Regions from separate parts of the Homo sapiens genome. Here all the other regions are linked to region 2. Evidence: chromatin contacts called from ENCODE Hi-C or POLR2A ChIA-PET data. All regions are on one chromosome and are shown on one strand. Each heading gives the region's core, a stretch centred on a gene start or an enhancer-like site at or near the end of the contact. The rest is flanking DNA. Distances are from core to core; before and after follow the strand shown.

Region 1 (5,076 bases), core at 927-3,426, 700 kb after region 2:
GCCAGGGCGCTGCGGCTCCCCACTGCTGGCGGAGTCTTATTGTTGTGTCTCTCGCTTTGCCTTTCACAGTTCTGGCATGGCAGGGCTTAATGAATGTCAGGCTCAGAGGGAAGAGAATGGAACCTGCGAGCACTTTCTGCCACTCACAGAGCGGGGTCACCTCGCCCTGCTCCCCCAGCTGCCTACAGGCCTGCCGTGCCCTTCCCATCTCCGCAGCCTCAGCCTGGCTTCCCTTGAGGACCACCACCGCCCTTAGCCCATCTCCCACACCCATCTTGCTGAGAGTGCAGGTGAGCCCGGCCCACCCGAAGCCACGTTGCCTCCCATCACCCTTCAGTGCTCTGGGGCCACAGGGGAAAGCCTGTGACCGGCGTCTGCCTCTGCCTGCCTTGGTCTCTTCATCGTCATAATGCCCTGGACTCCAATTGCTTAGGGTTGTCCCAGACACACTGTGCTCTGTCATCTCTTAACCTCTGCTTCATGACAGTCTTTCCCCCTGGAATCTTGTCCCCTCTTTCTGTCATCTGACTAATTATTACTTATCCCTTAAGACTCAGATGAGTGGCCACCTCCTACAGGAAGCCTTCTTCCACTCTCTCTTCTTCCCACTGCTTGGCGCTTCCTCTCCTCTCCTGAGCTGAGCTGTGATGATTCTGTGATAGCCCTGCCCAGCTGGTTTGTAGCTATCTGCTATCTGTCTCCTCTTCCTTCCCAGACACTTCCAGCTTGTCTGAGAACAGGAGCTCATCCGTGTTGTTCCCCTCGGTGACTAGCACTGCACCTGGCGCCCAGGAAGACTTAGCCAATGGAGGAATCATAGGATGGCTCGGTGGAGGGATGGCTACAAAACCTGTCTTTTCTCATACTCATTTCTTGTTAACTGTGCACAAATAATTCCATATTACCACTTCTTATTGTGCTTAATCCTAGGGTAAATTTAAGTTAAGAGTGTGCTGTGGGGAAGAAAGGCAAGTTGTCTGAAGATTATTCTGCAGTGAGAACTTTGGATCTGTCTCCTGATACACTGTAGAACCAGGATAAACCATAATTGTCCAAATCCTTCAGGGCTTTCCTTCCAAATGAAGTGATTAACTTCTGCGGTAAACTTCCTCTTGTCCAGGCTCCAGGCTTCGTGCTGGGCCTGACAGCACTCAAGCTTTGCTGCCCACGTAGGCAATTAGGGTGTCCTTATCCTTCGGTTCCACTGCCTGGTGAAATATTAGATAACGAGGACAGAGCTTATCTTACACGCGTCTGAGCTGACAAATATGGCAGCCTTTCAGCAAAAGGCAAATGCAGACGAGGCCTTTTCCCTGGCTGGAATAAGAATGAGCCTCATGCGTGTCTGGCCCCATTGCCGATGGTCAAATGCACTCGACATGATTTCCATAGCACCCAGACAGCCTGAGTAGCTCATATCTACCTGTCTAGTCAATACATCAGCTTTGCTGGGGAGAGAGCAGGAGTTTGTCACTGGGGCTCATTTCTAATGCATCAGGAACAAATCTGTTACTGGCTCTCTTTATTCTGGCATGAATACTGTAAGCTGCATGAATTTATCTTCGGTGATAAATAACAGTGCCTTCTGGGTTCTGTTTTTTTAAAGGGGTCTTTGCTAAGCCATTAATATTGAGGTGAAGAGAGAGGAGAAGAAATGGATTATGCCTGACCGTGGAGATTAGCAGCCTGCTCAGGTGAAGGGTGGCCACACTTATTAATGCACTAATGAGCAAGCAGGGTCATTCTGATGATTAGTAATTTTGGCAACATAACTTCTGCCCCAGATTTGATTAAGCCTTCATACAGACTTCCTCTTCCAGGAGATTATCTTTTCAAAGCACATTTGGTTTCCCACTCCCCCTTTCAAGCCCATTAGGAAAATTAAAGCATTTAATTTTAGTGATGAATTTTACTGATACAGACAACTGCTTTTCCAGATTTTCTCCAAATGTAAGCACAATTGCTACATCAACCAAAATACCTCTTACTGAACACAAACTGGCGTTGTGTGGAGATTGCTGATTCCTGGTAATATATTACAGAATAATAAGCTCTGTGTTGGAAAGAATATATATATTTCAATATTGAACCAAGCCAGGGGAGCAAATTAAATAGGAGAACTGAAAGTTAGCTAATATCTGCAAACTTACTTCCTCTTAAATGAACTTGTCCATCAAACCTTCAGATTTCCCCTACTTTCTCCCTTAAAGAAACAGATCAAAAATATTTCGTGATGCACAAGCTAGCTAATGTCACACAGCTGAAGCACTGGAGTGAATGAAAGTTGAAGATATGGCAGACTCCTTGAGGCTAAAATTACTGCAACCTAGATGTTGAAAAAATACCTAGTAAAGAATAGAAACTGAGGGCGGGGCATGGTGGCTCACACCTGTAACCCAGCATTTTGGGAGGACAAGGCAGGCAGCTCACTTGAGGTCAGGAGTTCTAGACCAGCCTGGCCAACATGGCAAAACCCCGTCTCTACTAAAAATACAAAAATTAGCCGGGCGTGGTGGCAGGCGTCTGTAATCCCAGCTACTGGGAGGCTGAGGAGAGAGAACTGCTTGAACCCGGGAGGCGGAGGTTGCAGTGAGTTGAGGTCGTGCCACTGCACTTCAGCCTGGGTGACAGAGCAAGACTCTGTCTCAAAAAAAAAAAAAAAGAATAGAAACTGAGAAGGGCTCTGAGGGCTCTGAGTCACAGCTACCATTTTACCTTTCCCCTGCCAACCAAGTGAAGTCAGATTATGACAGTCGCTGTGCCATTGTGAGAAGAGCCTAGGAGCCCTGAAACAGACACACATCCATATATACAAGGATCTCTGACTTTAAGGCAAGTCAATCTCAAAACAATCTGGATACCTTAAAAATCAGGGGGGAATCGTTGAGAGGCCAAGGTAGGCAGATCACTTAAGGTCAGAAGTTTGAGACCCCAGCCTGGCCAACATGGCAAAATCCCGTCTCTACAAAAATACAAAAATTAGCCAGGCATGGTGGCGCACACCTGTAATCCCACATATCAGGAGGCTGAGTTGGGAGAAACCCTTGACCCTGGGAGGCAGAGGTCGCAGCCAGCCTGGGTGACAGAGTGAGACTCTGAATCTAAAAAAAAAAAAAAAAGGAAAAAAAAATAGGGGGGATCAGTATGTGTATGCACCCCTGTAACATCACACTGTATCTACTTGCAAAGAAAAAAGGGGTTGGGAGTTCCAAGTCATGGGAGTCAGAGACCCAGAGAAATCAGATTGCCTAGGAAGCTGGCAATATGAAAATATTATATGTTTATTCATTTTCTTTTTGGAGGTTTCCACTCTTGAAACACCACCGCTTCCTTGGGTCAGAGGGTTCTCAAACTCTAACATACATCAGAATCTCCTAGATGGCTCTGTAAAACCCAGACTGCTGGCCTCATGCCCAGAGCTCCCAGTAGATCTGGGTGGACCTGAAAATTTGCATTTCTAACAGGTTCCCAGGTGATGCTGATGCTGCTGTTCTAGCAACCACACTTTGAGAACCCCTGCCCTAGGCATTGCATTCCAGAACTCTCTCCATGTTAGACAGTCTCACTCTCATTTAGTTTGTAAATATTGAGCCCTTACCAGATGCCAGGTACTGTGCTAGAAGCAGGGAATCCCAGAAACACCCTGCCTTGGTCTTTACCGAGAACAGTCGACCTGTCAGATTCCCTCACAGAAAGGACCCCAGTCACCCTCAGCCTGCATGCCCGCTGAGTGGAAGACCTGCTTATTCCAACGTCCACACTTCGTTTCATAGGGTGGAATCTTCAAGACATACAGGCTTAGACAATTTCAATTACTTGCTTTTCCTTATAAGGCAGACCTCTTTCCCACCTCCAATAGACACATGATAGTAGGTTTTGCAGACTAACCTCTCTCTTGGATGGCTGGGCCTTGCATAGACTTATGGGTCCTCTGATCCCTTCTGGGCCACTGTCCCAGTGGGGCTATTTTTCTCCAATCTTCAGGACTGTTGTTTATGATTGAGCCTTTGCTCATTCATAATCCTGCTTACTGGTATCCAATCCTTTGTTTATTTCCTTAGCTTTAGAATGTCTACAAAAAGGGGGGAGGTCACTTTCAATCTTGAAAAGTTAGTCCTCAAATAAGTTTATGTAGTAATAGCCGGTAGCTGATCTTGAATCTCTTTCATATAAATTGGATGGCTGTTTCTCTACATTGCCAACAATTTCTTTATTTTAGACTTCTGGAACACCCTGCATCTGGAATCCAGAAAGCCTTTTTGTATGAGTCGCACCATTTTCTTGGTTCCTGTAGAGGATGTGGTGCTGAGATTATTCATATCGGGAAAAAAAAACCATTCTCAGAAGAATAATTTCTTTGTCCTCCTGTCCCATTGAGAAGCTTTGTGAAAATACTGTGAAAAGACAGAATTATTTTGGCTTGAAGCTGAAAGCTGGTGACATGTATGCTCTAAGTGGTCTCACTGTGCGTGGGTAAGGGGCCTGTGGCTTCTCTAGCACCTGCTTGGGAGGGGCTTTCTTCTCCTTCTCCTTTTCAATAATTTCATCTTGAACCTCTCTATTCTGAATGGACCAGTGGGAGTGATACTTTTTTACACAGAGATTTATACATAACATAACAAATTTGAAGGCTGGGAAATGAATCTATTGATTTCTTCATTTTCTGAAAATGTTTGGAATTTTATCTTTTTTCAGTGAAATATTACAAATAAATTTACAGATGGGGCTTCATTAAGGAATGTATTTTAAAATATGTGATCAAAACGATTCATTATTTTTTAAATTTCAGTTTCCTCCCTTGCCCTTAGCATGTTATTTTTTTTAGGGTCTCTGGTTGTTACCTCACCAAGCGAAGGGACAGCAAGTTCCTTTTCTCCCTCTGCTACTCGCCGGGTGTTTTTGTACGCAGCTTCCATTTCTGAAAACACTTTTTGGCCTCTGTGTTCTTAGGATTGAATTGTTCTTGTGCTGTCGACACAATCCACTCATGTCACCGCTAGTTTCTTGAAACTATCTTGACCTTGTTTCAGAGAAAGTGGCTTCCCTAATCCTACAGTCCAGCAAAATTTACATTTC
Region 2 (4,547 bases), core at 1,479-3,978:
CAAATTCCTTAGTCTGATCTAGGCTCTGCCTTACTCTCCAGCATCTCAACTTCACACCAGTCTCCAGGCTAAACTGTGGGTGGTTCTCTCAGCATTCCCTCAGTGCCTTTGTGCACTCCCTCCTTGCTGGAACAGTAATTCTCTTCACCTCCCTTGTCCTCTTCCCCTGGCCAATGTCTTTCAAGACTTAGGTGAGGTCCTCCCTCCCTCGAGAAGCTTCACCAGAACTCCCATGTGTACCCCTTTTTGGGAAATACAGGACTCCTAGGTAACTCAACTCCACAAGACCCTGTGCTTCAAGCTAGCTTTACATGTATCACTTTAACGTTTTCATCAGCTTACCTATTTACAGGGCTGCATCCTTAAAAACTGGGACTCCTGTCTTTTAACAAGAATCCTCAGTGTCTAACACTAGCACATAACAAGCATGTTATGAACGAATGAATGAAAATATGGAACTACAATGAGGCCCCAAAAGAATAAGCCCTAGAGTGAGCACCTCGAGGGTAGGAAACTTGCCAGGAGCATTCTCTGCTGAATCCCCAAGGCCAGGAGCAAAAGCTGCAACTCCACTGGGGGTCCGGGCATATTTGTGGAATGGCTGAATGGATGTTCTAAGGCCACAGGAGAACACATAGCTCAAACTTCCTGACTTGCTTTCCATTACTAACTTTCTTGGTTTGTGACCTACTTTTACTGTAACACCAGTGTGCATGCCATGGTTTCTACTGACCAAACTAATGGTCTTGTTTTCAACTAGGAAAAAATAATATGAGCATTGACCAACCAAGGAAACTACAGGATTCCTCGGTAAGAATCTATAGAAGGATTTCCTTATCTTTTTGAAAATGCATGTGAAATCTCCAGTGGATGCGAGTTAAGTTCATTTTTCTGGAAAGAGGAATCACAATTCTCATTGAATTTTCAAGGATATTAATGATACCAAAGAAAATTAAATTTCTTAAACCAAAATGTTAAGCTGAATTAAGTTATATTCACTTTTCTCTTTTCAAATCTATTTCGATATATAACCTATCCCTTAGAGAGACAGCAGCCTCTGCTAAAACAAATGTAACTGGAGAAGATGCAGCTGGCAGGCTCTCTCACATGAAGATTCCTACCAGAATTTGCGTTTCAGATTGTCTATAATTGGAAGAGTCCTTACCAGCATTCTTTAAAACTTAGATCCCTATTCTAACATACTCTGTATCATGGGAATCAGAATATTTATACTTCCCACTAATGTGTTCAAGAAGAAAACGTTACTTTCTGAACACATTTTTCACTGCCATCTAATTAAATGGAAAGGGGAAAAACCCAGGATCATCCATTTACAGGAAAGCCCGTCTTTTACTTTACACAGAGAGAACCAAACATCAGAAGCAGCATTAACTTAACCGTCACCAAATTCAATCTTGGGAATAATACGACAAGGATTAAACGAAGGGGAAAGCAGTTACATCATTTTAAAAGAGATAAAGTTTTGTTTGAATTAAAAGGTAGTCTAGTTGACATAAAAAAAGCGAATCACAGGTGTTTATACTACATATTGCATCTATGTGAGCTGAACAGGCACGATTAGGGCGATAGGCATCGGAACACCGTGCCCCCGGGGAGGGGATGAGGGCACTTTCTCAGGGCAAGGAAAGGCTATTTTGATTTGAGGGGGCTTGCAAGAGGGGATTCATTTGTGACACCCGTCTGGGAGCACACATGAAAGCTGCGTTTCACTGTAGGGAAAGTATACCTCAGTAAGGAAAACTATAAAGAGAATGACACGCTATCACTGGACGAACACAAGCAAAGCCTCTTTCGTTCCGGGAAGGTTCTATGGGGGCCGAACCCACGCTGGGCGCTGCTGGGCCACGGGGGAAAATGAAGACGGAGGGTCCCGAGAGCGCTGCCCTCGCCAGAGGCCACGAGCCACCCCCAACCACCGCGGCTCCGCCAGGAGAGCGAGCTTCGCCTCGCAGAGGGCTGCGGCGGCCGGCCCGGCGCCCAGAGCGGCCTGCTCCCACAGGTCCTGCGCGGGCGCCAGCTGGACCCGGACGCCGCGGCCCGGCTCGCCCGCCCCCGCCCTCACCGCTCCCGGGGACGCCAGCTGCCCACCCGGCCACAAAACACCCGGCCAGAGAAAGAGCTGTCCGCGAGCAAGAACCAAGCACAGCGGCGTGGGAGCTACGGCGAAGCTGCGGCCCGGGGGCGCGCGCCCGAGCGCCCCCACGGCTTTCCCAAGGACCCCCAGACCCGGGCCGCGCAACGCTGGTGGCGCATCCACGCGCTCCCCAAGAAGCCGCTGTGGCACCGCCCTCCAGAACTAACTGCGCTTGCGCTAACCATGAGCTGCTCAGCTCAAGTATGCTTTTTTTTTTTTTTTTTTTAAACCAAAAGGAGCAAGAGAGCGGTCAGCGCAGGCGCGCCCCTGACGCGGACCGCGCCGCCACTTCCGCCCCGAGCGAGAGGCTAGAGGCGAGAGGCGGGGGAGGCGGGAGGGACCCTGCGGACAGGGCACGAGTCCGGGTCTCGGAGGAGGTCGGCGACTGCCGCGTGGGTCCGCGACTCACCAAGTACAGCGGCTGCCAGCGACGCTGAGTATCCAACTCTTCGAACTCCCGCTCGATGGTGGTGGGCATGGCTGCGGGAGCGAGCTGGCGCGAGCAGAGCCTGCGCCGGCGGAGAGGCTCAGGCCCCGCACGATCCGGGGAGAGCGCTGGCGCTGCGGCGCATGCGCGCTGCGCGCCGCGCCCCGCCCCCACGCCAAGCCCTGTCGGCCGTGGGGAAAGTACCTGGAGCGTCGGACGTCAGCGCGCAGACTCGGCGCCCGAGCGCGGCGCGAAGTCGGCGGCGGGGCGGGGCGGGGCGCTCGGGGGGCGGGGCTCGGGGTGCCCAGGTGGGAGGGGGCGGGGCCAGGGGACCACCCGGCGGCCGTGGTCCCTGCGCGCGGCACGAGGTGAGCCGCCCCTTGGGCTTGCGTCTTCCGACAAGAGAGAGGCGGTGGTCCGTGGGTAGCGCGGGGTTACTGGAATGGGACTCCCTGAGGAAGTCCCCTGAGAAGTCGCCGGCACGCTCCGCCTTCCTTCTTGCTTCCCATTTCTCGTTTTCTTCTCAGCCTTCATAGTTTTTTAAAGTGCTGTATTTGAATATTATTTTAAACATCATCTAGGTCAGATTAGCGGCCTGTGACCAACTTGGAAACAAATTCCTCATTCTTTTCTGCCCTGGTGTCAGCTCCTGTAAGCCTGCAGATTTTATGCCAAATAAACCGCTGGAGCAAAAGGAAAGGCAGCCAGCCTCTCCCGGAATTTGGGAGAGGGATACCTTGTTAAGAAAACGTTCTACAACTTACGAATTAGATTTAACTGTAAAAAATAGCACGTCCTCTTTTACCAAACAAACGTACTAGTTAGGGAAATCATCTTGCTTCAGATTTAAGATAGTTCTTTTTTAGTGCTTGTAATATCCTGCTATATAATCTTCATAAGAAACGTGAAGGGTTAGGAAAGGTTTAGCCGTGCTGTCCAGTATTGGGATTTAAATTTTAAATATTAACTTAATTCCTCAGTGGCACCAGCCACATTTCAGGTGTGCCATAACCATGTATGGCTAGTGGCTGCTATGTGGCAAAGTACATATGTAGAACGTTTCTATCATCGAAGACAGTTCTTTTGGACAGAGCCGGCCGAGAGGATTACAATACTTGGGGCAGAAAAGTGTCCTTAATCACATAAAATAATGAAAACCCTAGCCAGAAAAAAAAAAAAAAAAGTTGGCTACGGAAGCTAGAAGAAATCGTATTAACAAAAAAGCAGTCAGCAAGCTTTCTACTTACATAGTATGATTTAGAGATACAGGAAAGCTTCCCCCGAAAGACCCCACAATGTCTAATGGTCCTTGGTTCTGAAATTCTGTCATTGAATCTGATTATTTTGATTAAAGGCATGGTATCTCCCAGAATATCCTGTGAATGTTCGCATTAGTCTGCTCATCAGATTGCTTTCCAACCAAAAAATACTGTGTTCTACAAAGGAGGAGCATCTTTATCTCAAAGCAGCAGTTCTTATCGCCAAGTATTCAGCATCTCTTTGGAATTCATTTGTCAGCCTCTCTGGTTCCGGGAGCTGTATTTGCCTATCTTAGTTTGCTGAGTGCAGCGAAGAATCTAGAACAGTGGTTCTCACACCAGCATCATTTGCATCCAGTGTGAGCTTCTTTGAAATGCAAATTTGAAGGCCTCACCCCAAACTACTGAATCAGAATCTCTGGTGTTGGGGCCCCAGGAGACTACTTAAGCAAGCTCTCCTGGGGATGCCTGTGCCCCCCCAGAGTTTGAGAATGATTGCTCCAGAAGAATACCTATACAGGGCTGCACTGAAGCCCGGGGGTAAAAAGAAAACAGAGGTTAACTTGCTTCGAGATATCCTGCTGACAAGATATGACTTGGTCTCTCCGACATATGTGACTCCCAACCCAACTAGTTCCTAGCTTGCTGTTTCTAAAGGACCCCAAATGTAGACTTTTGCCCCTTTTGAAGTCAAGATCAGAAGTTC
Region 3 (4,457 bases), core at 1,790-4,289, 560 kb before region 2:
CCAGGCCCACGGGGTGTGCTGCAAGCACACAGCAGGCATCTGCCTAGCCCGGCCCCTCTGCAGAGCCATAGGGCCTGCCATGCCAGTGACACTGGGCTTTGGACTGCCAAATGGGGCAAAGACAATAGGAGAGAAAGGCTGAGCTGATTTCTCAGTGGGACTGAGACGGAGATCTAGGGAGGCTGATGCTGCAGACAAGTGCAAGGGCCCTCTGTGGTCAGTTTCAGCTGGCCAGTTCTGCTCTCTGGAAACTTCAGTGTTCAATATTTAAATGTGTGGTTTTGTTTGTTTGTTTGTTTGAGATGGGGTCTCGCCTTGTCACCCAGGCTGGAGTGCAGTGGTGTGATCATAGCTCACTGTAGCCTCAAACTCCTGGGCTCAAGCAGTCCTCCCACTTCACCCTCCTGTGCTAGGATTGCAGGTGTGAGCTCCCATAGCTGGTCTTATACAAAAAAAAGTGTTTAATGTTTTCATGTCAAAGTTAAAACAAAGTGCTTGTACATGGTTTTTTCAAACAGTACACATAGATTGTGTATACAGTGCAGAAAGGGAAAGCTGTCATCCCTTCTACTGGTGGCCCCTGAGGTTTTATTCCCTAGGGGGATAACCGAGTGTGTAGACAGTTGTGCTGTGTCCTGCTGACATTTTTCCTTTTTCCTTTTTTTTTTTTTTCTTTTTTTTTTTGAGACGGAGTTTCGCTCTTGTTGCCCAGGCTGGAGTGCAATGGCGCAATCTCGGCTCACTGCAACCTCCACCTCCTGGGTTCAAGCAATTCTCCTGCCTCAGCCTCTGGAGTAGCTGGGATTACAGGCACCTGCCACCACACCCAGCTAATTTTTTGTATTTTTAGTAGAGATGGGGTTTCCCCATATTGGCCAGGCTGGTCTCGAACTCCTGACCTCAGGTGATCCTCCTGTCTCGGCCTCCCAAAAGTACTGGGATTACAGGTGTGAGCCACCGCGCCCGGCCCTGCTGACATTTTTCTGTGTCCATGTGCACCTAGGTGAGCACACAGAGCTGATTTTGTCTGGGGAAAATGGGATCCTGCTATACACACCATTTTGCAGCCTTTTGAAAAATTCATTAATGTATCTCAGACATCCTCCGTGACAGTCACAGTGCCTACCATTGTATATGTCATCATTTAGTAATTTCCCACTTACTGATGACATTTTAAAATTTTTCATTAAAGAAGAGCTGGGCTCAGGCGTTCACACCTGCCATCCCAGCACTTTGGGAGGCCAAGACAGGATGATCACTTGAGTTCAAAAGTTTAAGACCAACATGGACAACATAAGGGGACCCTCTCTACAAAATTTTTCTTTTTTTTGACGGAGTCTCACTCTGTCGCCCAGGGTGGAGTGCAGTGGTGCGATCTTAGCTCATTGCAAGCTCCACCTCCCGGGTTCACGCCATTCTCCTGCCTCAGCCTCCGGAGTAGCTGGGACTACAGGCGCCCGCCACCATGCCATGCTAATTTTTTTTATATTTTTGGTAGAGACGGGGTTTCACCATGTTAGCGAGGATGGTCTCAATCTCCTGACCTCGTGATCCACCCGCCTCGGCCTCCCAAAGTGCTAAGATTACAAGCGTGAGCCACCGTGCCCAGCCAAAAAAATGTTTTTTTAATTGTCCCAGCTACTCAGGAGGCTGAGGCAGGAGGATCCCTTGAGCCCAGGAGTTGGAGGCTGCAGTGGCTATGATTGCACCACTGCACTCCAGCCTGGGTAGCAGTGGAAGACCCCATTTCTAAAATAATAATAATAAAAAATTCCTTTTTTATACTTTAATATTCACTTATCATAAAATAAATGTTTTAGTTAAAATGTCATAAAGCTAGAAATGAACTCTCTTAGGACCCCATCCTTCAAAGACAACCTGTGCTTTCTTAATTGCATTGTAAATGTTTTAATAAAGTAATTTTTTTTTTCATTTTGCTAGCTAGCTAGGTAAAACATTTTCATGGTTTAGGACTTAAAAGGAACAAAAGGGTATATAGTGAAAAGTTGATCTCCTTCCTACCCCGAACTAGTGTTAAGATTCTTGAATGTCCTTTCAGGTATGTTCAGGCAGACGCATATATTTACACACATACAATGGAGCCAGCTGTATACACTGTTTAGTACCCTAGTGTTCCTCCCTGGCTCCCCAGCAACGTATTTTGAAGATCTTTCCATTTCACAAGTATGGCTGCCTCATTCCTGTTGATGGCTGATAGTATCCTCTGCAGAGATACCGCCGTGGATTTAACCAGTCTTCAGTTGATAGGTATTTGGGTTGTTCCCCTTTTTATTATTATAAATTGTTCCTCAGTAAACATTTGTATATATGTCATTTTGCACATGTATGGGTCTATCTAGAAAAACTTACAGAAGTGTAATTGCTGTGTCTAGGGGGATAATTTTGATAGCTGTAGCTCAGCTGTTCTACAGCCCACTGCCCTTGCTATCTCCAGTAGCTCCCGTGGGAAGTGGCCTTCCCCAAACCCTCAGCAGTGCAACTCAGGTGTTTGGATCTCTGTCAGTTTCACAGCAGAAAAATAGAATCTCCTTGTTTTAATTTGCGTTTCCCTTATGAGAAGGGTTTAGCATTATTTCCAGTACCTAAGCTATTGGAATTTCCTTTCCTGTGAGCTGTATGTTTATAGCCTTTGCCTGTTTTCCTAATGGCTGTTGTTTTTCTTACTGATTTAAGGACTTCTTTAGATATTGAAGGAGGGTATCCTTTATATGTGATATGAGTTATTAACAGTCCAGTACATACATTTTAACATTAAGTTCAGTACACTTAATGAAGAATCACAGAATTTGTTTTTTCTTGCACTGAACACCTACAGTGTGTAGCACTGATAAATGCTTCATCCCCCCCAAGAGTAGAGCCACTGTGTAAGGCTGCACTTGTTATGTACTGCAGAAGCCAGGGGTGCCATCAGTAGACCTCATTGTGAGCAGGCCCGTGTCCCAAATTGCATGGGAGCCCCTTGTCCACTAATTAAAGATTGACAAGTGAAAGGCAGCTTGCTTACCCGATGTAGCACTTGGCAGCTCTCAGAGGCAGCCTTGGTGGTTTCACTGCTTCATAGTTCAGTGCCCCCAGGGTGAGTGCAGCATCAGGGATGGACCTGCCCACGTGAAACCAGAGAGGCTGGTCTTTGGCAGTGGCTGTGAATTGTTGCCACCAGCCGTGTGTAGACAAAAGTCAAGTTGGAGTAAGTGGGGAGAGGTCTGTATAATGCAATGCAAGTTTTTATGACTTGAATTAGTTAAATCTGCAGCCCAAAATTTCATGAAAATAAATATTTAAAACATTTTATTAAAAATTAAATTGACAAAGTCATATTAGAAATTAGTATTTCAATTTTCCCAACTCTAAGTATACTGGAATAAATTGCCTTAAAGTGAAAGAGTGAGAGTGTATTTAGTAAGTCTTGGTTAAGCCTTTTTGGTTTACATTCAGAAACAAGAAAAGAATGACTGATGTAAAATGTCATGACCTGCAAGTTAGGTCGTTTCCAATTCTGCTTTCTTCAACATTGAGTTGTTGGCCAGGTGCGGTGGCTCATGCCTGTAATCCCAGCACTTTGGGAGGCCGAGGTGGGCGGATCACTTGAGGTCAGGAGTTCAAGACCAGCCTGGCCAACGTGGTGAAACCCTCTCTCTACTAAAAAATACAAAAATTAGCCGGGTGTGGTGGCAGCACCTGTAATCCCAGCTTCTCGGGGGGCTGAAGCAGAATTGCTTGAACCCAGGAGGTGGAGGTTGCAGTGAGACAATACCGTGCCACTGCACTTTAGCCTGGGCAACAGAGTGAGACTCCATCTCAAAATAAATAAATAAATAAATAAACAAAATTGAGTTAAGTGACAGATGATTGAAAATACTTTTTTTTTTTTTTTTGAGACAGGGTCTTGCTCTGTCACCCAGGCTGGAGTGCTGTAGCACAATCTTGGCTCACTGCAACCTCCATCTTCTACGCTTAAGTGATCCTCCCACCTCAGCCTCCCGAGTAGCTGGGACTACAGGCATGCACTACCAGACCCAGCTAATTTTTGTATTTTTAGTAGAGATGGGGTTTTGCCATGTTGCCCAGGCTTGAAAATACTTTTTGATAATAGCTCACTATTTGATTTTTGGGATGTAACTCTGAAGACAATCAAAGAACTGAATGACATTGTAGAACATAATTCATTCCCATTTACATATATCTGTGGACAAGATTTCTCATATATGTAAAAATTAAGAGGAATAGAATTGATCCCAAGCCTTGGCCCTTTCTGGCAGTATTTAATATTCACCCTTGGATAAATGAATTAATAGGAAAAAAATAGATATAGATAGGTAGATAGATAACATTTAATACTTTGTAATCACAGGAAATTAAAAAGAATCAACTTCAACTGATTGGAATTATTTCTGATTTTTAATATATTCTATCAATACATTTAACAGAAGAAGAGT
Region 4 (4,568 bases), core at 1,233-3,732, 680 kb after region 2:
CTCCCCATAAAACATCAAGTATCCTCAGAGGGGTTTTGTAAAATCATAATACATTGGCTTTTAGGTCGACCAGTTGTCCACAGTAGAGGGTTGGCCAGGGGTGTCCAGGAGTGGGATGAAGGCCACAGCTGAAGAGACCATCTTCCCTGATCCCAGACAGCCCCTGTGACGGGCCTTTGTGCTGTGAGGGCCTGAACCACAGAAGCGAACAGCCGTTGCCAGCGCCAAGCTGGGCCAGGGCCCGGCCGTGCTGGCCTGCGAGCAGCCCGGGCAGACCTCCAGGCAGCAGGACAAAGGGGCGCTGCGGTCCTCAGCCACACAGCCAGGGTGGCGGGGATAACAGCCCCTTGTCATCGCAGGGTTGTGACATTGGCATGAGCCGCCCTCACAGCTGGACCGTCCTGGCGCTTGTCTTGGGCTGTGGAACGAGCCAGCCCAGCTGTACTGAAATGCCCATTCTTTTCTCCTTTCTCGTGCCCCTGTCAACAAGCAGACAGACAAAAGGGTTCTATTGTGGCTCATGCCGTGAGCATAACCTTTCTCTGCCATGGGAAGGAGATGGGTGTGCTCAATGGTGGCAGAGCTCTGTACCTGCACCTCACTTTGTGTGTGGAGGGGAATTGGGATTTGTGTTTTGTAGCCTCTAGGACAGAGCTCCTCCATGCTTGCGGGGTCGCACATTTTGGACGGGGCCTTAAGGAGTTTGTGTTGATATTCAAAGGAAGAATTCCATCAGCGTTGATCAAACGTGGCTCTGAAGACTGTGACGATGATGTCCCATGTGGCATTAAACACAAGCCGAGCTGCTGCTCCAAGGCACGCCATTCGTCCATTCGTTCAGTCCAACAAGCCTGGGCCATGAATTTTCTCTGGGACCCGCATCATCTCATAGTGGGGACACAGAAATGCTCCCTCCCAGCCCCTGCTCCTGGGGCTGTGGTGTCTGGTAGAGAGGGCAGGTGTCTAACATGGTTACAGTTACATCCGCTTGGTGGGACTTGATGACAAGACTAACGGGCAGCCAATGAGACCCCCGTCAGTGCTGGGGAGATAGTAGGGGAAAGGGCACTGAGCCAGGACAGTAAGCTATCCCTTGGCTCCTGTTCCTGTCTCTGGAAGGTCAGTCTGTCCTGGAGGAGAAGCCAACACCCATCTCTGTTCAGCACAACGGGCATGAGTTTTCTTATATTTTCAATAAAGAGCATGCCTTAGACTTTTTTTTTTTTTTGAGACAGAGTCTCGCTCTGTTGCCAGGCTGGAGTGCAGTGGCGCAATCTTAGCTCATTGCAACCTCCACCTCCTGGGTTCAAGTGATTCTCCTGCCTCAGCCTCTCGAGTAGCTGGGACTACAGGCGCCTGCCACCACGCCCGGCTGATCTTTGTATTTTTAGTAGAGACGGGGTTTCACCATGTTGGCCAAGATGGTCTCGATCTCTTGACCTCATGATCCACCCGCCTTGGCCTCCCAAAGCGGTGGGATTACAGGCACGAGACGCTGCGCCCAGCCAAGAGTATGCCTTATATTAAATGACAGCAGGTGTCTCTTGGCCCAGTGGAAATAATTGATGTGGTGCTATACTATGGCTTTATGTCTTTATCCTTGACACATGGGTTCTCCCCACAGTCCCCCAAAAAGAGAGGATTTAAATATGTATAGGTTTACTTACAAACATCTGCCCAAAGGGTATTAGAGTAGCATGGAAAGTGGAAAATCATTTAGACTTGTTGAACTTCTGCTTTGTGCTGAATACTGTGCTAGAAATTCAATGGACTCAGTGTCCCTGTGAGGAGAGGGTCCTGCTGAGCTGATGGGGAAGCGAAGCCCAGCCTGGTGCAGCCTGGCCTGGAGTCACACAGCGTGTGTGAAAGAGCCTAGAACCAAGCCGCGCCTGGCCCAGGGGGGAAGCAGCCCTGCCAGTGCACGCAGACTTGTTCCCGTGTCACTGACCTCATCCTCATCGTGGGTTGCTCTGGTTTGCCTTGGTCAATATTAATCATTTCCCCCTGCCTCCCAGCTTCACTAGTTTAACTATGACGTGCATGTGCTTTTGTGGGTACCCTAAGAGTCCAGGGGCGCTGCTAAGAAAGACAAATACACACACGTAGGGAAGAAACACAAGTACCTTGCGTCTTCCTAATCTAACAGTGTCTGGATTGCTTCAGATTCCTGGAGTAGCTGGACTGAAGGCAGAGATGAGGGGCTTGTTGACCTGGGAGCTCTTTATAGCTAATGCTGCTCGGCTTCAGTTCCTGAGGCCTGCTGCCGTAGGGCCTGCCTGCAAACGCACTGTCACCACCCCCCGCCGCTGCAGCCCCCCAGGAGTTACGCTTTTGCAGAAGACCCAGCTGCCTAAGTAAAATTAAACACCCTCAAGCTGTTTGAGGCTCTTAAAAACATTTTCTCAGCACTGAACTTCTCTGAAGATCTGAGACTATTAGCACAAAACCAAGAGTTCTCTCTAAACTGCTTTTCTCTTTCCCCTGAATGCAAATGAACTTCCCCTGCTGGTTTCCATTCATCTGACAGGTCATAATTGTGACGTTGGTAAAATAGAGAAAGTTCCCTTTTGAAAATTGAGCTATGAGAACTTTTTTTGTTAAAAAAAAAAAAATAGAATATTTGCTTATTTTAAAAATAGAGTGACACAGTGATAATGGTGTCATCATTTAAACTCTACCCTATAAACTCTAGTTTGGACATGTCTTGGCTTATTGGAAATAATGAAAGTATTAACGCTGTGGATTTTTTGTTATAGTGGGTGTCACTGTTAGGAATTGTGAGTCACAGACATCTGGTCATCGTGCCTTCAACCCACAAGCAGTTATTGCCTCACATTAGAAACAAGTTTGGCCGGGCACTGTGGCTCACACCTGTAATCCCAGCACTTTGGGAGGCCGAGGAGGTGGGGGGTGGGGGGATCACCTGAGGTCAGGAGTTCGAGACCAGCCTAGCCAACATGGCGAAACCTGTCTCTACTAAAAACACAAATATTAGACAGGTGTGGTGATGTGTGCCTGCAGTCCCAGCTACTCAGGAGGCTGAGGCAGGAGAATCACTTGAACCTGGGAGGTGGAGGTTGCAGTGAGCCAAGATCATGCCACTGCACTCCAGCCTGGGTGACAGAGTGAGACTCCGTTTACAAAAAAAAAAAAAAGAAAAAAACAAGTTTGCAGAAGGCAGCATGGGGCTGGTATAGGGGCCCCACTAAGTCCTCGAGGATCCAGGTTATCTCTTTCGGCCCCACTCTCCCAGCACTTAGTGTCCAGCTCTGAGGTTGTTTCATGGTCTAGAATGGCTGCTGGAACTCCAGCCAGGACACTCACACTGCAGTCTGGACCATGGAAGAAGAACTGAAGTCCAAAATGATACATGCCTCCTTCCTTTAAAGACCCTTCCCAGAAGTCCCACACACCGCTTCTGCCACTGTCTCCTGGCCAGAACCTCACCGTAAGGCCACACCAGCTGCAGGAGGAACTGGACAAGGTTCCAGTCTTGCTAAGGAAGAAAGGGAAGGCAGAATAAAAACGAGTGCACTTCACGCCCCACATCAGGACCTGTGGCCTTCGTTATAATTTAGGGTCTCTGTATCACAGTAGACAGACCCCGTGGTTAGAGGCCTGCTGAGTGTAGGTTTCAGGTCTTCCTGTCTCTTACCTTATCAAGTTATTTAAATTTATAACATAGCCAAGCGTGCGTCTATCCAGGAAGTGTGTTCACATCTAGTCAGCATGGTCATCTTGAAGGGCTCAGGGAAAGACCCTCATACCCCACCTTCACCAATCCCTTGGTCATGAAGGATGTTGGCTCCTCTCACCTGCACCCTCTACCCAATGTGATGTTTGTAGGCACCCCATGAATAAACATTTTATGAATGAGTTGATATTAGTGGATTACACGAGCAACTACATCATTTGAAAAAAAAAATGATTATAAGAAGCTAAGAGAAGTTGTGACACTAATCCAATACTGAGATGCTTGTTTTAGATGATGTCATACTTTCATAGCAGACACTAGAGAAGCGCCCTTTGCCCTCCTCCCCACTCCTGGGGCCTTCCCCACACGTGGCCTCAGAAACTTCTTTCCCACGCTTGGGCCTCCCAGGGCCGCCCCATCCTGCAGGCTCAGGGGCTCAGACTCTGAACTATTAGCTCCATACTAGCCCTGCGCTATCTGGGGAATAAAACACTCTCTGTACTCTTGTCTCTATAGAAAAACTTTTTTTCAGTTGCAGGATAAGCCAATTAGAAATGAATTTTGGGCACCAAACTGATTCATAAGTCGGATGTTGCTTATCTTCACTTTACTTTAAAATGAATTGCTTTTATGTGTCTTTCAAGGAAAAAAATATTCTCAAAAAATCTGTAGCACTAATGATTAGCCTTACTTTGGGCTAATTTCCCTTTTGATAGAAACGAATGATTGTACCAACAACTTAAATTTCCCTTGGGGCTGGGCACAGTGGCTCAAACCTGTAATCCCAGCACTTTGGGAGGCCAAGTTGGGCAGATCACTTGAGGTCAGGAGTTCGAGACCAGACTGACCAACATGGTGAAACCCCTGTCTCTAC
Region 5 (4,739 bases), core at 704-3,203, 730 kb after region 2:
GTCAGTCATCTTTGATCAGAACATATTTAGGTAAATTTCTTTCTGAAGAGATCATGAAACTCTAGATTCTAAAATGCGTGGTGAGAAGTAATTGTAGTGGATGAAGGCTTGGGCTTTCATAAAGTGAGGAGATGCCACTCCAGCTGGACGGGCTCGTGGAGTCTGCATTCGAGGGATTCCCTAGTCCGTCCAGTCATCACGGGCTGCTGCCCGCCTGCCCGTGCCGTCCAAGGCACCTGGCCTTGGGCCGGTATCAGGTAGCCGCGCCTGGGTCACACCTGCCCTCCACGTTCATCTCTCCACCTACAGATCATAGGGACCGTTTCCTCATTTTATTGTCATGCAAATGTTGTACATAAATACATGGCTATAAACAGGCAGCTCAGAGTAACCAGGAGGCTCTTTTCTCAGTGACAGATCACACCCTCTTAGAGTAGTAATTTTTGAATAATTGTTGCAAAATATGAAAACCTTTAGCAAAACTCCAGCACCACTGAAGTCATCAGGAAGTGTTTGGGAGAATACGTGTCTGTGCTGGATGCTGTTGAAGCAGGTCAGGCCGTTGGGGTCCCTTCGTTCTTAGGGCTTCTCCACCAGCTTCTAAATGGGGAATGCCAACTTTGTGCCAGGCACACACTACCTGCTGAGACACTGTGGATGAACAAGGCGTTGACCCAGGGCTCACTCTGTAGAGGAAGAAGACCAGAGAATGGATACCACCAAGACAGTGATAAGTGCTGCAACAGGGTTCAGAGCTGCACAGGAAGTCCCCAAAGGTAGTGAACCCATCATCGGGGCTTAGGAAAGAGCTTTTAAAGGAAGATAAAGCCAGCAGGTGACGCCAAAAACTGGGTATTTCTGTAGGGTAGCTTTTTTCCCTTTCGTTCTACTTGTTGTACTATACAGTAGAGTAGCCAACCCACCTCCAAGGAAAATAAAATTCAAAATATATAATGTAATCAGTATGATGATAGCTCTTATTGTTTTGCTTCTGTACTTCAAGCTGTGAAGTCATTCTTGTAACACAGGCTGAATTTTCCCCCTCAACCATGGTGTTTAATGAGTGTGAATCTTCATTCAACCATTAAAATCTCCAAGAGTATTTTTATACTAACAGTTCACAAACTTGAGGCAATTATAGTCTAAGTAGATTCCAACTCCTGCCCCCACCCGTCTTCCTGCCACCACCGCCGCCCGGTCTCTGGAGGATCTTGGAAAGAATTTACCAGCCTTTAGGAACATTCAGCACTTTAAAAGTGTCACAGAGCCATAAATAAAGAGTAAGACACCCCTAAGACTGTCATCTCATCACCACACCCGTCTCTGCTGAGGAGGACAGAGACAGGAAGGAAATGCGACAAGTTCACTGTGCAGTAGCCAAGCAGGCCCAGCCAACATGTGGGAGGGTGGGTGTCTGTCCCAGCGGTGGGGCAGGAGGCGTGCAGGGGAAGGGGCTGCCTGGAGGTAAGGCTCTGCGGTCAGCCAGCCCTGGGTTTGGTGCTCCAGGAAAGGCCAGCACGTAGGGGAGTGAGGTGGGGTGCTGCTGTTGGTAGGGTAGGAAGTGACCTCGCAGGGTGGGGCCAGGGCTTCGTGGCCAGTGGGCGGCCATTTCTGTGACATTGCAATGTTCTGCGTGGATCGTTTTCTGGATTCCTGCCAAGGTGTTTACTTGGCCTGGGGAAAGAGAGGAACGCATGAGGGGCCCAGACCTTGCCCCCTGACCCATGATAGGGTCTTTGAGGGCATACATAACACATCTGGAGCTTAAAAAGAATTAAACTGTAGAAATAAGACTTCAGTGAAGGATAATATATTAGTGGAGGAAAGACCAAATGGAAGATGGTGTTAACCATCCCACAAATAGAAATGAGTGTTATATTAGGAGCCTAAGGTGGGACAACCACACTTCCCCAGAGCTCTTTAAAAATAGCGCAGACACTCATGCCTCTAGTATGATTCAGTTCAGCTCCTCATTGAACCAGGGAAGAGACCGACAGACTTCACACCACTTCTTCTGTTCCTGTAATTCTCCACTGTGCAGCTTGGGATTTCCTGGAGATGTTTCCATAAAAATAGAGAGATGCCATCATCACTGTCGTCACTGTCACTGCTGTACAATAATAAAAGAAGGTGCTAGGATGCCTTCCTGTAAGTTTTAGACTAGATGTATTAAAAAGTATCCGGTATTTCCATTGCAGTGACTCATCTGTTACAGCATCATGAACTACAGCGCCGTAGAAGGGGGATGTGAACGTTTGACTTTGGCCTCAACTTCTTTCCTTGCGTGCCCTGCTTTCTAGCACTCTTCTGTGGACATCTGTTACTGTTGAACAAGGAAACTCAACCAGTGGTCTGTGTTCAGAATCCGTGTTAGGCGTGTAGCATCTTGGAAGCCCCAAAGCATCCTATTAATTTTCTAAGAATGCTACTATTCCTGCGGGTTTTATTTTTCTAAACTTTCTGTTTTAACAGTTCTTCCAGAATTCATTTTCTTCTTAGCCTCCCCTTTCCAGCCCACTCCTCCCCAACCCCTAAAAACGAAACCCAAACCCCAGGTGTCTTTCCTTTCTGTGGATGCTGGGCTCCACGCACCACAGCCACCTCCCTGCCCTGCCACGTGAAAACAGGCTGTGGGTGTTTAGTGGAATTCTCCTGTTTAAAATGACTGAGAGGGTGTGGGAGGACAGGTGGGGGGGGGGGGGTTGCCACACACCCCCTCGTGAGCTTGAAAGGGGGTCATGGAGGGAGAGGGCATCTCAATGCAGGGCTCAGGGTCTGGGAATCCTCACACACGTTTCCAAGAACCTGTTGACTGCAGTTTTCACTTTGAGGATCTCCTGGGCCCTGCCTGGGGAGGCTTTGTGGCCCTGAAGAGAGTACAATGCTCATCTTTTCTGTTGCTAGTGTTCTGGCTCCTGTGACTTAAAGACGAGAAGGAGGTCTGTTTCCACTGATGGGTTTTGCCCAGAGTCCCCAGAGCAAGGCTCTGCCGCGTGTGTGGGCCCCGCACCAGACCCTGACGCCCTCAGGGGAGGGCTTCGGGAGCACCCACCGGCCACCGTCACCTGCAGCCAGGGACCAAGCTGCTGCAGTGAGATGACCAGGCTGTGAGGATGGTGGTCTCTGGGACCCAGGTATCCCTGGGTCTTTGTTGCCTGCAGGAAGAGCTGCCTCCTGTGCCCAGGGCTGAGTGCCTTCATGGCTCAGGCCTCATCAGGCTGCCGCCACCCCAGGGCACCCCACGGGGCCACTCGATTCGGTTTGCAGGCTCCTGAGGACAGTGTTCCTGCTCCCACAGCCTCTGAGCATGCCCATGAACTTGACCTGCCCCAGGCACCATGCCACTAGGGTGCCCGTGAACCCCCAGGGCCGACGCTCATCCATGTGCTGTAGATGCACCTGCCACGGCTGGGCATGACTCATATTTGGAGCCTCAGGGCAACAGCATGGTGCAGGTGTCCCAGCAGGGCAGGGCGGTACCTGTGTGTGGCAGGTTTATAAGAAAGCAGTCCCCTTAAAAAGAAAGATGGTGGGGCCTTTACTTTTTTTTTTTTTTTAAGAGACAGGGTCTCGCTATATTGCCCAGGCTGATCTTGAACTCCTGGTCTTAAACAATTCCCCCGTCTTGGTCTCCCAAAGTGCTGAGATTCCAGGCACGCCTGGCCTGGAGTTTAGTTTTACAGAGAGTAATTCCATGCACTGTTTCATACAACTGAGATCTTTCTTATCCTTGCCTGAATTTTAAAATCAGATATATTAGCTCAGAAGATGCACACCTTTCAGTCAATATCACATGTTCCATGTGCTGTGTCAGACCAAAAGAGGAATAAAATCCAGAGCAAATAAAGATCTAACATAAAATTCAAACTCCAAAAATCTTAGGAAAAAAATATGTTTAGAATATTAAAGAGGACCTTCCCAATCAAACAGGATGTTTAGAGGCCATAAAGGAAAAAGAGAGTATTTGATGGCATAAAAGTTTATAGCATCTATAGAGAAACTCATGGTGAAGTTTCAAGAAATGACTGGCTAGGGGAAATAGTTGCAACATGTAACAGACAAAGATGTGTAACCATAATATGTAAAGATTTCATATAAATACATAAGAAATAAATGAGAAAACTATAAATACACCAATATGATTATGAAAAAGAGAAACACAAATTACCATAACCATAGGGAAAGATCTGAAATTACCAGTAATTGGAGAAATACAAATTAAAATGAGATACATATTTTTGCCATCAGATTGTCACCAGTTAAAAGGGCGAGTCTCCAGGGTGAATGAGGGCATGGGGAACATGCCTTCTTCCTGGGACAGCCTAAACGAATGCAGCCTTTACAAAAGGCAGGTTCTCAGTAGCCATGAGGATGAAAAGTGATTATGCCCTGGGTCCAGAAATGTCACTTTTAGGAGTCTTTCCTACAAGTATACTGACAAACGTGTGCCAGCCACACACTTGCACATATACACATGCAATTTTGTGGTCATAAGAGAAAAAAGAAAAAAAGCAAGCCACCTGAACAGCCACCAGCTGGAGAAGGCAAATGCCAGTATGTTTGTACTCTGTAACAGACAGGCCAGTGCACGTGTGTTCTTGTTTAAAGAGGTCTGTGATGTATTAAGTGAAAAGACACAAACAAGATATTTGCACATCGATTCCAATAACTGAAAAAAGGAAAGGCTTTATTTTGTAGCAAACACACACACATGCAACGGAGGCCTGGGCTTTCCCCCG
Region 6 (4,588 bases), core at 1,477-3,976, 600 kb before region 2:
CCACAAGCAGCCATGGAACTCACGACAGCCCCCACACTGGAGGCACCGCCTGCTAGGGACCCTGTTGTGGGTGCTGGGGGCAGTGGGCCCTCCTGATGAGACAGCTGCCCAGGCTTGGCTATCGCATCCCCATGGGCTCAGTCACTGCTGAATGTCCTGCTACTACCTTAGGAAGGGAAGGGATTTCAGTAGCAGGGCCCCTAGAACAGCCCAGCAGCCGAAGCCCAGGACACAGCACACCTGTGCGGGTGCGGCCATCTGCTCCACACAGAGCTTGCCAGCCACTCAACAAGCAGGCCGCACTTCAGGTGGCTCATGGGAGCCGTGCTTCTTGCGGTGGTCTTGGGCCAGCAGCAAGGGGGTCCTCAGGGAGCTCACAGAGACCTGCTCCTGGCCAGACCCACTGCCACGGCAGCTGCATCTGTGCCAGCCCTGGGACACGTGCACTCTGAGAGTCAGACAGCCATGCTCTAAATGTCAGCCTGGCCTCCTCCGAGTGCCTTTTGGTGGGGGGAGTGAAGTATTCCCATCCTGTCTGTTTCTCACTGGCCCAAAATCCCAAGCTAAAGCCTCCCCATCTGCCTCTGCCACAGGAGTCTGCTGCGGTTCCTGTCCTACTCCGCCCAGGTGACGGGACAGTTTCTCATCTATCTGGGCACATACATGCTCCGGGTGCTGGATGACAAGGAAGAGCGGCCATCCCTCCGGTCACAAGCCAAGGGCAGGTTCACGTGTGGATAGGGATGCAGGCTGTCGCCGGCTCTTGAGCCAAACACTGTGTTTCGTTTGGCTCAATGACGAATGTTGAAGATGCTTTTATGTTCTGAGCCACATGCACTTGGAGGCCGCTGGTCACGCTGCTCAGGAGTGGTGCCCAGAAAAGGAAAGGGCTTGGTGGTACATGAAGTGGGGGCAGTGGGCAGGGTGCCCTGGGGGGGAGGCATAGAGGGCCCTGGGGGTCATGGGAAGCGAGCACGCAGCAGGCGTGCCCAGGAGCGTGTGCATGTGTCAGAGCCATTTGGTCCATCATCTCCTGCAATAAACCCATCGCAAGAATGACCTTCAAGATGTGTGACACTTCCTGTGTCTCCTTTATCTCTCAGAAGAGCAAAAAGCAAACAAAACAAAACAAAACTATCAGAACAGCAAAAAAAAAAAAAAACTTTATATAGAAGCAAAACTCATCCAGGAATATTCTGCTAACAGATATAATCTCTCATAAGTCTTTATTAGTGCCACAAAAATAACAAGCTGCAAAATGTTATTGTATGTTTTTTTCAAACATGGATTTTTAACAGGCTCAAAGGGGCCCTCACACTGAAGGACTCAAATTGTGGAGGTCTTCAAGGACTTTTTTACTTTTTCACTTGTGAAAGTGAAAGGACTTTACTTTTTCAGCCTCTTTTTTCTTTTTCTTCTTTTTTTTTTTTTTTTTTTTTTGAGACAGGGTCTAGCTCTGTCACCCAAGCTGGAGTACAGCGGCCTGATCTCGGCTCACTGCTGCCTCGACCTCCCTGGGCTCAAGCCATCCTCCCACCTCAGCCTCCTGAGTAGCTGAGATTACAAGTGCACACCACCACCCCTAGTTTTTTTTATTTTTGTAGAGATGGGGTCTTGCTATGTTGCTCAGACTGGTCTCAAACTCCTAGACTCAAGCAATCCTCCTACCTGGGCCTCCCAAAGTTCTGAGATTACAGACGTGAGCCACCACACCCGGCCCAGCCTTTTTCTTAAAAACCAAAAAACAACTGCTGCACCCTCAGCTGCAGATTCTGCCTGCAGCCAGGTGGGGCACCGCGTTGCCAAGGTGGAGCTGTGCCTCATGCTGGCTCAGCTGCGAGGAACCTCCTGTCCGTGGCTGGGATCTCTAGCTGCAGGCACAGCTGGACGAAGGCAATCAGACAACATTGTAAGAATCTGTCTCCCACTCTCTTGGATCTGATTCCCTGCAGGGAGGGGGGACCCCCTCAAGTGGAAGCAAGTGCAGACCTCAGGCCCTGCAGCAGGAAGCTCTGGGCTACACCTTGTCCCCCCATTGGATGTCCTGGGTTACACCTCATGCTGCAGACACAGCAGCTGGTGGCTCTGCCAGGCTGGGCCACACACTGAGTCCTGGAGCCACCCCAAAGAGAAATAGGGTGCTGTTCCTAGAATCAGGGGGAACAGATGCTAGAAGAAAAATATTTCCTGATTAAGAAATGATGCCTTGGAGGCCTTTTCCTTCCCTAGCCACCAACTCTGGCCACAGAAAGACACCACAGTGTGTCCCGGAACCCTAGAGGAAGAAAAACTCTCCCCTCCCCTACCCCCTTCCCGGGGCTCCCAGCTGCTGCTCAGCCGTTCCCGGCAGGGATGGTCCTCCCTTCACAGACAGTTTGCAGTCCCCTTTGAGAGGCCCCGTGACCGGCGCTGAGTCCTGGGCTCTCACTGTGTCTGAGCCAGTTCTTGGAGAAGCTGGGCCAGGCCCCACAGCAGGACAGACAAAAGGAAAGGAGGTGGCGTTCCTCAAAGCACAGGCTCTTCTTTCACACTGCGAAAAAAACAGGCACTTTCAGTATTATCCCTTCTTGCCTTCCAGAATGAGCTGCGCTGCTGGTAGAGCGAGGGTTACAAAGAGTGTTCAGGCACAGGCCGTCTGCTGTGACTTCAAAACATTTCCTATATAAGGAGCTCCTGACCGCCCTGCCCACCTCGGGCCAGCAGGAGAGGAGGTGAGGAGGAGGGCTGTAGCCAGGCGTGTGGCCGGCCTGGCCGAGGGGCGCTCACTCCTGCCTCTCACTGACTCTGGGCTTGCGTCACTTCCCAAGGATTCCACCGGCCTGGGCAGTGACTGCCTGGCTTCCAAAAAAGGAATTTTCACTCCAGTGCCTGATCCTGTTGACTCAGCCCCTGCCCTCACTCGCTGAGAGGCCCTAGGCCTACGTCCAGATGGTGGGGAAACTGTGGGGGCCCAACCTGTTCGAAGGGAGGAATTGGGGAAGGGACGGGCTGGCCTTCTCCCCATGGGAAAGGGGAGGACATTCAGAAGGACCTCTTGGCATTTGGGAGCTTCTGAAGGAGCTGCGGCCACCGCCGCCCTGTCTCCTGTGCCCATGATTCACGGAGTGGCCCGGGACAGAGCAGCCTCTTCGCAGAACCCTCAGGGAGGCTCCAGGCCTCAGGGAGGAGGCAGCAAAGGTTGGTTTTGCTATTGTCAAAGTCTTCAGTGGGCCCTTGGCCAGGAGACTGGTGGAATTGAAACCCACTCCCTTAGGGGAAGGGTCCCAGCAGGCGTGGCTGTCTTGTCTCTGGTTCGGATTAGGTGACAGGCACTCCAAATGTGACACTTTCTCGTTCTCATCTTAGTTTCTCTATCATCTGCATTTAGCCCGCTAGCTCAGACCAGGATGTGCCCCATGCAGGTGAGGGTGGGTGGGGAGAGCCAAGGCACTCCAGCGGGCTCAGGGCCTGGACCCTGTGAGGCCTGGATGCCGCCTCCACCTAAGCCTTCAGCTGAACCCCCAGGGTGGCGTGTGTGTCCCTTCAGGGGCTGAGTGTTCGTCTGTGTGTCTTTGATGGGGCCAAGCAGAAGAGCTCGAATTGGAAATTATTCACTTCTAGAATCACAATTCAGAAAAAAAGAAATGGTTCCCATGAGCCCAGGTTTCATGCTCCTGCAGTCACTACATGGACCTGGACGTCACTCCTATGACCTCTTTTTCAGGCGCACAAACACAGGTAGCTGCCATGAGCATCCCACGCGCATGCGTCCTGGTGTGTTTCTGCCACATGATCCGTAGGCTAGATTCAAGGAGCACTTTCTGCCAGCAGCAGGGAACAGAGTGCAGGCCTGGGATGAACTGAGGACATCAGAATGAAATGCTCTAAGAGCCATGATCTCATGGCCAGAGACAGACTCTGGCTAAAATCACCTGTAGTGACCAGACTTCACAGCCCAAACCACTGTCTTCATCCATAAAATCAGGATCCAATCGACTTGGTCCAGGAACTCCATTCCCAGACAGATTTTCTTGGCCCAGATTTTAAAAATGTAAACACGGTCCCTCTTCCAGCCAGCACTTTTCAGCTGGCCAGCCACAGCTTGCCCTTCTCCTGCACCCCAAGGAAACTGTCACCACCCGCCAGGTCAGGAGCCCAGCTCAAAGCCATGGCGTAGGCCTCTTCAGGACTAGGATTCTAAAACGGGGGTCCATTTCCCCAAAGGGAAGTTCTCCTTTCTCCTCATGTGATGAGGTGGGGGCGGCTCATCAAGCCACATGTGGGGGTGGGCCTCCACCCAGGATGGCACTGTCCCCACACAGGGTCTCCTGGCTCCCACTCCCTCCTGTGTTATAAATTGTAGGGAAAGAAAACTGTGGCCAGCACCTTTCTCTACCATCACCTCCACGGGGACAGCTATTCCTTGCTAGAATTACCAGGCCCCCTCCAGCAGCAGAGGCCATGGGGCTACCTGCCTGCCCTCCAGCTCTGACAGCCAGCTCTCAAGTCCCAGTGGGCCAGGAGGAGAGCTCTGTCTTCCCCAAGATTTTATTGTATTGTGGCAAAATCAACATAACTTTTTTTTTTTCTTTTGAGATGGAGTTTCGCT

What was found. A loop is a pair of places that touch in the nucleus more often than their neighbours do. ChIA-PET counts read pairs that join two places held with the same protein, here RNA polymerase II (POLR2A). Pooled maps may share reads with other maps.
Region 1: a loop to region 2 is called in a pooled map, with 4 times the contacts of the local background. The contact joins the enhancer-like site here to the promoter of PTPN2 in region 2. A Hi-C loop is called at or near these places in 2 of 37 single-sample maps with no recorded cell type and 2 of 50 pooled maps.
Region 3: a map of ascending aorta shows a loop between it and region 2 (2.0-fold over the local background). The contact joins the enhancer-like site here to the promoter of PTPN2 in region 2. A Hi-C loop is called at or near these places in 1 of 168 maps with a recorded cell type or tissue (ascending aorta) and 3 of 50 pooled maps. POLR2A ChIA-PET finds 5 or more read pairs at or near these places in 4 of 52 experiments (AG04449, AG04450, Panc1 and 1 more).
Region 4: a map of B cell shows a loop between it and region 2 (4-fold over the local background). The contact joins the enhancer-like site here to the promoter of PTPN2 in region 2. A Hi-C loop is called at or near these places in 2 of 168 maps with a recorded cell type or tissue (B cell and GM12878), 7 of 37 single-sample maps with no recorded cell type and 6 of 50 pooled maps. POLR2A ChIA-PET finds 5 or more read pairs at or near these places in 3 of 52 experiments (GM12878, T-cell and activated B cell).
Region 5: a map of B cell shows a loop between it and region 2 (4-fold over the local background). The contact joins the enhancer-like site here to the promoter of PTPN2 in region 2. A Hi-C loop is called at or near these places in 1 of 168 maps with a recorded cell type or tissue (B cell), 8 of 37 single-sample maps with no recorded cell type and 11 of 50 pooled maps. POLR2A ChIA-PET finds 5 or more read pairs at or near these places in 2 of 52 experiments (GM12878 and WTC11).
Region 6: a loop to region 2 is called in a map of prostate gland, with 4 times the contacts of the local background. The contact joins the enhancer-like site here to the promoter of PTPN2 in region 2. A Hi-C loop is called at or near these places in 1 of 168 maps with a recorded cell type or tissue (prostate gland) and 3 of 50 pooled maps. POLR2A ChIA-PET finds 5 or more read pairs at or near these places in 7 of 52 experiments (A673, AG04450, Caco-2 and 4 more).

Annotation. Positions count from the first base shown.
Region 1 is chr18:13,583,760-13,588,835 of GRCh38, forward strand. The region is part of intron 4 of LDLRAD4 (low density lipoprotein receptor class A domain containing 4); the gene reads left to right. Among named protein-coding and RNA genes, the nearest start is that of MIR4526, 25 kb to the right of the region's middle. Within about 2 kb of position 2,177, at least 3 of the 41 ENCODE cell types and tissues checked have a DNase peak (open chromatin) inside an H3K27ac peak, as active enhancers do.
Region 2 is chr18:12,881,509-12,886,055 of GRCh38, forward strand. It overlaps PTPN2 (protein tyrosine phosphatase non-receptor type 2), which reads right to left and starts at 2,729. Exons shown (of 9, transcript NM_002828.4): 1 at 2,565-2,729. The coding sequence starts at 2,633. RefSeq lists silencers at 1,932-2,271, 2,652-2,941, 4,301-4,350.
Region 3 is chr18:12,318,477-12,322,933 of GRCh38, forward strand. The region is part of intron 3 of TUBB6 (tubulin beta 6 class V); the gene reads left to right. Among named protein-coding and RNA genes, the nearest start is that of TUBB6, 12 kb to the left of the region's middle. RefSeq lists enhancers at 68-568, 108-177. Within about 2 kb of position 3,040, at least 2 of the 41 ENCODE cell types and tissues checked have a DNase peak (open chromatin) inside an H3K27ac peak, as active enhancers do.
Region 4 is chr18:13,565,154-13,569,721 of GRCh38, forward strand. The region is part of intron 4 of LDLRAD4 (low density lipoprotein receptor class A domain containing 4); the gene reads left to right. Among named protein-coding and RNA genes, the nearest start is that of MIR4526, 44 kb to the right of the region's middle. RefSeq lists enhancers at 1,515-2,142, 1,724-1,803, 3,824-3,973. Within about 2 kb of position 2,483, at least 19 of the 41 ENCODE cell types and tissues checked have a DNase peak (open chromatin) inside an H3K27ac peak, as active enhancers do; they include B cell and GM12878, where a contact is called at or near this core.
Region 5 is chr18:13,613,563-13,618,301 of GRCh38, forward strand. All of the region lies in intron 4 of LDLRAD4 (low density lipoprotein receptor class A domain containing 4), which reads left to right. Among named protein-coding and RNA genes, the nearest start is that of MIR4526, 4.8 kb to the left of the region's middle. RefSeq lists enhancers at 232-749, 1,689-1,738, 1,769-1,838, 2,776-3,277, 2,899-2,948 and 1 more. Within about 2 kb of position 1,954, at least 8 of the 41 ENCODE cell types and tissues checked have a DNase peak (open chromatin) inside an H3K27ac peak, as active enhancers do; they include B cell, where a contact is called at or near this core.
Region 6 is chr18:12,276,530-12,281,117 of GRCh38, forward strand. It overlaps CIDEA (cell death inducing DFFA like effector a), which reads left to right. Exons shown (of 5, transcript NM_001279.4): 5 at 594-1,066. The coding sequence ends at 741. Among named protein-coding and RNA genes, the nearest start is that of CIDEA, 24 kb to the left of the region's middle. RefSeq lists enhancers at 1-366, 1,168-4,588. Within about 2 kb of position 2,727, at least 28 of the 41 ENCODE cell types and tissues checked have a DNase peak (open chromatin) inside an H3K27ac peak, as active enhancers do; they include prostate gland, where a contact is called at or near this core.